2 separate regions of the Homo sapiens genome follow, and region 1 is linked to region 2. A link is a loop called in an ENCODE intact Hi-C map of the cell type or tissue named here. Cell type or tissue: OCI-LY7. All regions are shown on one strand. Links, peaks and the distances in the headings refer to the core of each region. The heading gives the core; the rest is flanking DNA.

The links. A loop is a pair of places that touch in the nucleus more often than their neighbours do. Peaks named below come from ENCODE experiments on the same cell type or tissue, not always from the same donor. Only the 100,000 strongest peaks of a DNase experiment are listed, where the experiment ranks them.
Region 1: it touches region 2 in a loop (4-fold over the local background); 2 of 110 quality-filtered maps call a loop at or near these places.

Annotation. Positions count from the first base shown.
Region 1 is chr20:45,136,201-45,141,586 of GRCh38, forward strand. LOC101929863 (a long non-coding RNA gene) reads right to left here and starts at 2,829. Exons shown (of 3, transcript XR_936751.3): 1 at 2,617-2,829; 2 at 2,317-2,474; 3 at 1,238-1,697. RefSeq lists an enhancer at 2,643-2,702. In OCI-LY7, for the core only: CTCF peaks have their summits at 2,776 (motif pointing right) and 2,976; a DNase peak (open chromatin) is centred at 2,771.
Region 2 is chr20:45,202,581-45,207,966 of GRCh38, forward strand. It overlaps SEMG1 (semenogelin 1), which reads left to right and starts at 4,453. Exons shown (of 3, transcript NM_003007.5): 1 at 4,453-4,549; 2 at 4,794-5,386. The coding sequence starts at 4,474. In OCI-LY7, for the core only: no CTCF peak of the experiment used is centred there; no DNase peak of the experiment used is centred there.

The sequences.
Region 1 (5,386 bases), core at 174-5,173, 66 kb before region 2:
AAGGTGCTTTCTATGTGCCCCCCTGCCCTACCCTTCCCATGGCAAGGTGTGGCTCTCCTTTGAGATATGTGAGTATAACAAACTCTCTTTTAAAAGGCAGTAATCTCCTGATATGTTCGCTTTGTCATACCTAAATAATATTAAATACCTAAATAATATTAAAACCCAATTTTTTAAAAAGGAGCTTGGAAGGCAAAGGACTAGAAAATCAGTAGCAAGGATGTCTGTGGTAGGGAAAGAGGACCAAAATGTGAGGAGACATTTACTGTGAAGACTTGTGTATTACATATTAACACCTGCTGGGAAGCATCTATGATAGATTAGACCCTGACAGCCAAGATGAAAAACTCAACAAGTTGACATTAACCAGCTTTCTTTTTTCTTTTTTTCTTTCTTTCTTTCTTTTTTTTTTTTTTTTGCGACAGGGTCTAGCTCTGTCGCCCAGGTTGGAATGCAGAGGTGCGGTCTCCCCTTACTGCAACCTCTGACTTCCAGGCTCAAGCCATCCTCCCACGTCAGCCTCCCAAGTAGCTGGGATAACTAGCCTTCATCACCATACCTGGAGAAGTAACTGCAACACAAGGTAGAGGACAGTGGTGAGCATGGAAATGCACTGCTTAGATCTCCTGCTGCTTCAGGGTGTGCAACTGATGGATGCCCCCAGCTACTGTCCTCTGCATCTGCCACTATGTCTGTGCAGAAGTCATGGATGCTTCCATCAGGTTACTCCCAGCCAATGACTGAGTGAGGCCCGAACACTAAGGCAGGCTCATTCTGAGACCTGGGCCTCTTCTGATAGGTGACTTCAGTTCAAGCGTTGTCTTTCAGCCTGACTGGCACTTTACCAATGTTGTAATTCATTCTGAGACTCTTCCTCCTTCCTTCTCTCCTCCCTCAGAGCAGGCAGCCCTGCATCATGGTCTCATGCTCTCCTTGCCACTTTGGCTACCTCCCTTTGTCCCTCACAGGCATTTTCCCTGACACACACTCTTGATTACCTAATCCTGTCTAGGTATCTGCTTTTCAGAGTGAGTCCTAAACAAACCTACTCACCTATAGTTTTGGTTTGAATAGTTCAGGAAATGTTGAAAAAAGGGAGAAGAAGAGGAAGAAGATGGGAGAAAAGAACATGCTTTTTTTTTCCTTAATAGTTATTACTATCAAGTCAAGATGATTAAATTCCGTTAGAAACATTAAAAAGATTAAGGTTGCTTTTTAAATGAAAGGACAATATTCATCATATTCTTAAAAGTTTATTCTTTGTAACTATTATGCAATTATGATAAAAATGTTAGATGTCAACTTAAAGCATGCTAGGGAATAATTGGCTTTTCAAAATTTGTTTATAATAGTTACAAATAAAATTTTGGAAGACTTGTCCAGACTTCTACTACCTTTGTGGTCCTTAACTAAATGTGAAATATTAATCATATCCTTTTTTCAGATCCTAAGGGAAAAGCCATAAAGGATGGAGAGAGAGACAGGGAGAGAGAGAGGAGATCCAGCAGTCTTACAGATTTTTCTGTGGTTTTAAATATACAATGCTTTATCTCTTTGTCTTCTTGTCATATTAACAAGCATTTAACTCTGAAATGACATCTTGGGCCTGGGAAGATCATGGACAAATTGGAGACCAGTTATCCAAATCAGAGCCTGTAGCACCAGCGTCTCCTCAGGCTTGGCTAAGGAGTTTCCACCTCGAGAGAGAAGAGAGAATCAGGGATGTAGGAAGGTGAAAAGGTTCAGGGAAGGTTCAGCCTGGCTGGTACTTTGTCAATGCCAGGTGACATGGCATTGCAGGAGACATGAATTTGTGTCCTGGGGCACTGTGGCAGAAATCCTGCTAAGTACTCTCCTTCACAGAAAACTGAGATATGCTGCCCCAGAATCAGGGACTGGGGATCAGGGACTCTAGGCAAGCCATCCTAAGGAATAATGAATTTATAATCCCTGACCTTACAATTTAAATATGAAGAGAAAGGTGCTGTGAAAGGTATCGTGAAAAACTAAAATAATAACAATAAAAATTCAATAACCCTTGAGCAACTTAGAGATTATCTTGTCCAAATGTCCCCTTCATACAGAAGAGAAGGGTGATGCCCCTTATGTGAAATGGACAGTGCATATCCTGAGCAAGGAGGTCTATTGAGCCACCCGCTTCACTGTTCCGAGGCAGATCTGTGGGCCAACCCAACTTGAAAGATCTGATCTCAATGATTTCCAGGGGCATGGGCAGTTATCAACTCCTTCTAAGATGAATGCTTCTGCAGGAAGGTTTCAGGCGCAGCCGAGAAGGGCAGATCTGGGGCTCCTTACCTCAATCCAAAGTCCACCAAAGCTCTGTACACTGATGTTGACAGTTGAAGAAGCAATACTTCTCGATCCCCAGGCAGGCTTTATAGTGCAGCACACAGGTAAGAGGGTGAAAGGGCAGGATAGAGTAAACTCTGGGCAATATCCAGGTTTCGGTGCAGCTGGAGAAAGATGCCACAGGGTGAGTCGAGGGCAACCATAAGTCACTTCCAGGTATCAGGGCCAGCTCGTTCCACGGATTCCTCAGAGGAAATGTTCCCTAACCCCACCCACACCCAGGATTGTCACGCCTTACTCACTCACACTCTTCAGGATTCCAGGCTGAACCATGCGGAGGCCAAAGAGGACGGTCACAGAGAGTAGAGAGAGGCTGCTCAGCTTCTTGGTGCAAGAAAAGGGCGTGGGTGCACCTGGAGGCTGGACGAGTCTATGTCAGTTCTGGCGGGGCTCCACCAGCAGGCGGCGCTGTGGCTCTGGGGGCTGGAGGTCAGAGGTGCCTCAACTTGACCCGGAACCATCAGCTGTTTCCTTTCACCTCCAGGAAGAGATAACGTGAAACCATTTGTGCGGTATAATTTATGAGAGCCCTCGTGGACTGCCTTTCTTCAGGGTGTTGCAGGGCTGCCCTGGCTCTTCCTTATTCTGACTTTATCCAGCGGCTTTTGAGGCAATAGGAGGGCATTGTCTTTCCCCAGGCTTGTATCAGGTCTGACCAACTCCCCTCGTCCCAGTGTGTATCCAGAACAATTGAAACCCACCCCTCCCAGCGGTGTTCACATATGGGTGCGTTTGGGGTACCACATCGAAGTTGAAACACACACAAAGCTAGATATTGTGCTATCAGTAAGATAATTTCTAGATTCATAGAAAATATAAATGCATTATGAACTACAGAGAAATAAGTTTCAGTTGCGTTATTAGTGTTTGCTCCTTTAACTCCTGTCTTTATGTTGCCATGACTCTGCAAAAACTTTATTTGTTGATAAAATTAAAAGTCTAACTAGGTTATTTTGTAATGTGACCCCTAGGCTAAATAACCGTTCTGCCTCTCTGCACTCCTGTAAAAGTGTGTGATGTACCTACTCACTTGGTGGCTGAGAACATAGCTATCAGTAATGGTGAGAAATGGGTTATGAGTGCACACAGGAAAATTGGTACCTGATGTGGAAGGTAGAGAAATACTGAGGAAAAAGCTCTCTGAAGCAGGTGTTCTATCTATCTATCTATCTGTCTATCTATCTATCTATCTATCTATCTATCTATCTATCTATCATCTGTCTATCATCAACATCATCATCATCATCCTTTCCTCTCTTTCTAGTGCAATCTGTGGTTACCTCCTAGCTGTGTGTCTTTTTGCTGTTTTATGACACAAAGCTGGAAAGTTGATATATCTTTGAGGTAGGACAGTAAAGGTATATTGCTGGCCTTGCCAGCTGAAGGCAAATTGCTTCTGGTGGGCCTTATGGACAGGAATGGAGGAAAAGGCATTTGCCAAGTCAATGGCTGTACACCAGGTACCAGGAAATGTGTTAATTTGCTCAAGCAATGAAACCATATCTGGTACAGCAGCTGCAATTGGCGTCACCACTTGGTTAAGCTTATGATAATCCACTGTCAGTCTTTAAGATCCATCTGTGTTCTGCCCAGGCCAAGTGGGAGAGTTGATCGGGGACGTAGAGGGAATCACCACTCTTGGGTCTTTCAAGTCCTTGAAAGTGGCGCTAATCTCGGTAATCCCTCCAGGGATGTGGTATTGTTTTTGATTTACCATTTTCCTAGGTAGAGGTAGCTCTAATGGCTTCCACTGGCCTTTCCCACCATAATAGCCCTCACCCTACCAGTCAGGGAGCCAATGTGGGGGTTCTGCCAGCTGTTAAGTATGGCTATGCCAATTACGCATTCTGGCACTGGGGAAATGACCACAGGATGAGTCCAGGGGCCCACTGGACCCACTATAAGTTGGACCTGAGCCAAAACTCCGTTAATTACCTGATCTCCATAAGCCCTTACTTTTGGTCCTGGAGGACCACAATGATGTTTTGGGTCCCCTGGAATCAACGTCAGCTCAGAGCCAGTGTCCAGTAGTCCCTGAAATGTCTGATCATTTCCCTTTCCCCAGTACACAGTTCCCCTGGTAAAAAGCCAGAGGTCTCCTTGGGAAAGGATGGGAAAAAGATTCACTGCATAAATTGGTCATAGGGTAGTGGGGTCTTTCCTCAAGGGGCCCTGGCCTCCCCTTCATTCAAGGGGTTCTGGGTCTGTAAACTGGTTCAAGTCTGGAAATTGATTGAGGGGCCATGATTCTCTGCTTTTATAATTCAAATTAGTCTTTTGTCCATTCGACCTAGAAGTTTTATGCTTGTATAAATTAAATAGGAATGCAGTAGGCCTCCTATCAATTTCACTTTTTAGGAACACTAGGATTAATTAGCCAGTGCCAGAGCTCTACATGAGTCAGACTGATTGCTGCTTTGCCTCTGCTTTCCATTATGGTAGCTACACCCACCTTGCCTTTGACAGTTGAGTGCTGCCACTTGGCTCCTGCCACCTCGGGCTTCAGTTATTCCCATTGTATTTAAGTTTTGTAGTTAAGTGACTGCGGTTCCCACTGTTAGATCTGACATACAGAAAAGAGCAAATACAGGGCTCTTCAAAGATGAGGGTGCTGACCTCACAAATCGATTTCACAAGGCATTGGTCAAGGGTGTATCTTCTGGACCCTCCCAGCTGGGATGAGTAGGTCTAAAGTGACTAATTCGCTCCAGCATCCCAATCTCCCTAAGCCTTTGGATCCCTTCCTCTACATTAAGCCAAGGGAGATCAGGCATTTCCAGCTCATTCACAGTGGGCCATCTTTTAATCCATATTTCAGCTAAACAAGCAAATAAACTATTAGAACCTTTTAAAACTCCCTGAGCTGCAACATTAAATGCAGAGTCCCTACTTAGTGGGCCTAAATAAAGAAATTCAGCCTGATCCAACTCTATGTTCCTTCCACCATTATCCCACACCCCTAATATCCATGTCCATGCCTGTTCTCCAGATTTCTGCTTATATAAATGAGAAAACT
Region 2 (5,386 bases), core at 231-5,230:
GAAGAACTCCTTTAGCATTTCTTGTAAAATAGGTCTGATGGTGACATACTTCCTCACCTTTGTATGTCTAGGAAAGTTTTCATTTCTCTGTCATTTCTGAAGAACAGCTTTGCTGAGTATAGTATGCTTGGATGGTTTTCTTTTTTTTCATTACTTTGATAATATTATTCCACTCTCCTCTGATCTTTAATGTTCCCTTTGAGAAATATGATTTGATTGCAGCACTATTCATACTAGCAAAAACATGGAATCGACTTAGGTGCCCATCAATGGTGGATTGGATAAAGAAAATATGGTGTATATACACCATGGAATACTACACAGTCATAAAAAATAAATAAAATCATGCATTTGCAGCAACATGGATGCAGTGGGAGGCCATTATCCTAAGTAGATTAATGCAGGAAGAGAAAACTATATACCACATGTTCTCAGTTATAGAGGGGAGCTAAATGTCAGATACTCATGAACATAAAGATGGAAATAATACACACTGAAGACTACTAGAGGAGAGAAGGAGGGAGGGAAGGGGACAAGGGTTGAAAAACTAAATGTTGGGTATTATAGTCAGTATCAGAATGACAGGAAAATTCATACCCCGAGCTTCAGCATCATGCAATATACCCAGGTAACAAATTTGCACACTTGGCCCCTGAATGTAAAATAACAGTTGAAAAAGAAAAAAAAGGTCTGATGTGAAGTGTATTGGAACTGTTTTGCATTTTATTTGCTTCTTTTCTTTTGCTGCTTCAGTATCATTTATTTGTCTTTGATCTTTCACAGTTTAATTATTATATGTCTAGTCTTTTTTGAATTGAATGTGATTGGTGACTGTTGACCATCCTGCACTTTGACTACATATATATATATATAATAGACACATACATATATATATAATATATATGTATATATGTATATGTATATATATGGGTGTATATATGTGTGTGTGTGTGTGTGTGTATATATATATATATATATATATATATATATATATATATGAACTCCTCAGATTTGGAAAGTTTTCTGTTATTACTTATTTAATAAGCTTTCTTTACTTTTCCATTTATCTTTCTCTAACTTCTCTTGAATGCCAGTAAATTGTCCCTTTGCTCACTTAATGCTATTCCATACATCTCATAAGTTTCCTTCATTCTATTCTTTTTTCTTTTTTCCTTTTCTGAGTATATATTGTCAAATAACCTGTATTCAAGCTCACAGATTATTCCTTCTGCTTGATCATTTCTGGTGTTAATGCACTCTATTGCACTTTTCACACTTTTCATTTTATTCATTGCATTCTTCAGCTCCTATATTAACATTAGATATTAAATGTTATCATTTTTACCCTTTGTTACATCTCTCTTTCTGGTCACTTATTGTTTTCATCATTTCATTTAATTATTTATCTGTATTTTATTAAAGTTCTTTGAGCTTCCTTAGAACAGCCATTTTAAATTCTCTTTCAGGCAGGTCATACATCTCCATGTCTTTGGGGCCAATCAATGGTATCTTATTTTGTTCATTTGGTACCTTATTTTGTTAATTTGGTGTCATCAGTTTTCCCCGATTGTTCTTGATCCTTGTGATTGTGCATTGATGTCTGCACATTGAAGAAGTAGGTACTTATTGAATTGCAGGTAGGTACTTGAATGCAGATATTGAATTTAAGGTAGGTACTTACTCCAGTTTGGCTTTGTCTGAGAATGTCCCTCAACTCTGTCCGGAAATTCTAGGCAGATCATCTGTTCTAGGTTTGTAAGCCTGTGACTGTTTCAGTCATTGCAGCACAAGGAGATGTCATAAACCCAGGACCACCATGGCCAGTTCTGCACCAGGCTGTAACCCATGGCTGCAGAGGCTGGCACAATGATGGAATGCATTCCCAACTCCTCCTCACTGATACCTGCCTACGTATGTTGGTTATTCATAATCCAAGGCTGCTGTAGTTGGCTGCCAGTGGTACAGGTAAGAACGCAAGTCTATCTCACAGGAACTATGTGTTCCTCTCTGCTGCTGGGGCAGGTCTTGCTGCTTAGGCCACAGGTATTCAAGCAGGGTCACTATGGGTGTCCTCCCAGTGCTGAATTTTACTATTATAGACTAGTATTTTGTTCCGTGAAAAAGTCCAAGCCTTACTTCATTCCCTTCCCCCCAAAAGAAAGTAGCTCTCTCTGCACTGTGCTGCCTGTGATTGGGTTAGGGGTGATACAGGAAACAAAATTGTCTTTCGTGCCCTCTTCAATGTGTATTTTTAATTATTATACTATAATCAGGTTCTGTAATATCTCATCTGGCCTGTTTAGCTTTTGAGAAACTATTATCATATGTGGATAATTATTAAATTCGACGTTTTGGAGGGTATAATCTCTGGGGAGTCCTACTCTACCAGGTTTTTCTGCCCATTCCCCAAAAATAACTATATTTGAATCTTTTCTAAGTTGTAAAGTGATTTCCCATAGAATTGAGCAAAATACATTTAAGTCCTCCTGTTTTCTTCTTTTCCTATGAGTATAAAACTTTCAGATTTTTGTGCCAATTTAGTGCACTTTAATATTTTTGCATTTTTTATTTGTCCAACAGGACAAATCATTTGATCACTTAATCTTTTCCCCCATCATAATTCCATATCTAAGATGTATGCATCACCATACCATTTTTATGCTTTCCAAATCACTGATTTCTGATTTCAACTTTATCAATACATTCCTTTATCATTTGGAAATGTTTTTTTCCACATTTCATTGAATTCAATTCTAATATGAATATAGTAATCACATGTTTTGCTTGGATTGCATTTTCCTGGTTTGTTTTTGCAAATATTGTGCCCTTTTGTTTTATCTGCATCTTTTGGACACTAGATGAGATGAAAGTTTTGTTCTTGATCCATAAGTAAGATTAATATTTCAGACTCTATTTTGTATCAGTAAGTTTGGAACAGAACAGTTTCTGGTATTTTCTTAAGGGAAGTGTGAGGAAGATTACAGTGGTTAGCAGACACAGTAATCAATTTTAGTTCAGAACAATATCACCTTACTCTGTTGGGGTTTCTGCAATAAGGAACTACTTACTGCCTTTGAGGCAAACAGATAAATTTGGTAAGATCTCAGAGTGGCTCATAGAGAAACCATGCAGCTCACATGATTTATGTTTGATAGCATAGCACTTTTTTTCTGTGGTTGGCCTTTCTCTTTTCCCCTTCCATAGAGCATTGCCTACAGGAAGGTTAAGATTCTAAGACAGAATAATTGAAAATAAGTTTTCAAGCTATCCTTTCCCCAGCACTACCCTCCAAGGTGTTCTGAATGTACACAGGGACACTGTTGGGATGCTTTCTTCTTCTCCTGTGGTCTGCTCATAACGAAGTCTTTATGACTCAAAGTAAAGAAAGTTTCTTCAGACTTTTCAGGATGTCATCACAATTGGAAAAATCTATGCTTCTACCAAAGGTGGGAATTTTAGCTTCATGTCCACTCACAATACATTATTCAATTCATTGATGGTGGCAAATATTTCTCACAGCCTGTTTGGGGATTCAGCTGTTTACTACTGAAGTAGAAACTTCTCTTAATTAAAAAGAAAATTCTGCTGTTTAGGTAGATTTCATGAAAAGAACCCAATCTAGAAACCAGCATTTTTACTTTTTTTCCAACAGTTGTTCCTATCACCATGAAAGCATATTAAAATTCTTTCATCCTTTGAAAACACATCTGGAACTTACCTCACCCTCCAGATACAGCCTCAGCTCTCACTCCACCATGAATTCAGACTTCCTGAGAAGGTTGCAGCTGGTCTCCATCCTTCAACTGACAACCCAATGCAATTGTATTCATCTCTCATTAAAGTTACTAGCAACAACTAAGAAAAACTTTGGATACATGTCAGTCTTTATTGTGTTGAACTTGACAGACATATTTGACATTGGAGTGCCCCATTTACTTGTTTAAAATTTCTTTCTTTGGATTCCATAACGTTTCATTATCTTCTATATCATTGGACTTCTATGATTGCTCATTCTTAGGTAAAATAGAACGTGTCTCAAGATCATTTTTAAAACAAAAGGAAGTATGGAGTTCTATCTAAAATAGAGTATTTAAATTATTGCATCATGAAGGGAAACTCACATTTAGAATATAAAGGCATTCTCAGAAACCAATTGCTTTTGTAGCCTGAAGCCAGTCTCTTTCCTACTTTTGTCTATAATTCTGTAAAATTAAAGTGATCTGGCATGATGATCTAAAAGGACTGATAAAAATTTGCTGGGGCTGCCAGAAGAAAGAAAATGCCTTTGACATTATGTTGCTGGGGACATTGACTTTGTCCCACACTCAGCAGGGGTGAGGAAGTTGGCATTTACTGATAAGCTAAGAAAAGTCAGTGCCTTTTGTAATTTAAGCTCCACCCATGGCACACTCACTCAAGGAAGATATAAATGACAAGGTCGGCTCAGCTCTCAGACAAGGTTTTCCAAGCAAGATGAAGCCCAACATCATCTTTGTACTTTCCCTGCTCCTCATCTTGGAGAAGCAAGCAGCTGTGATGGGACAAAAAGGTGAGTGGAGAGGGTAAGCCTTGGGGAAAGCTGCTCAGACAGCTAATAATCTAAGATTATTTGGGGTGCAAACAGTAACCTGTTTAGGCACAGATTCTTCTCTTTGAAGAGAATTGATTTTCTCCACCCAAAGCTTCAGCTTTTCTAGAAATATCAATAATTTGTTGGGGGAAAAGTGGGGGGTAAGAGTTGTAAGGGAGCTTTGGAGATAATGAATGCATACCTTCTTATTATCAATTACCAGGTGGATCAAAAGGCCGATTACCAAGTGAATTTTCCCAATTTCCACACGGACAAAAGGGCCAGCACTATTCTGGACAAAAAGGCAAGCAACAAACTGAATCCAAAGGCAGTTTTTCTATTCAATACACATATCATGTAGATGCCAATGATCATGACCAGTCCCGAAAAAGTCAGCAATATGATTTGAATGCCCTACATAAGACGACAAAATCACAACGACATCTAGGTGGAAGTCAACAACTGCTCCATAATAAACAAGAAGGCAGAGACCATGATAAATCAAAAGGTCATTTTCACAGGGTAGTTATACACCATAAAGGAGGCAAAGCTCATCGTGGGACACAAAATCCTTCTCAAGATCAGGGGAATAGCCCATCTGGAAAGGGAATATCCAGTCAATATTCAAACACAGAAGAAAGGCTGTGGGTTCATGGACTAAGTAAAGAACAAACTTCCGTCTCTGGTGCACAAAAAGGTAGAAAACAAGGCGGATCCCAAAGCAGTTATGTTCTCCAAACTGAAGAGCTAGTAGCTAACAAACAACAACGTGAGACTAAAAATTCTCATCAAAATAAAGGGCATTACCAAAATGTG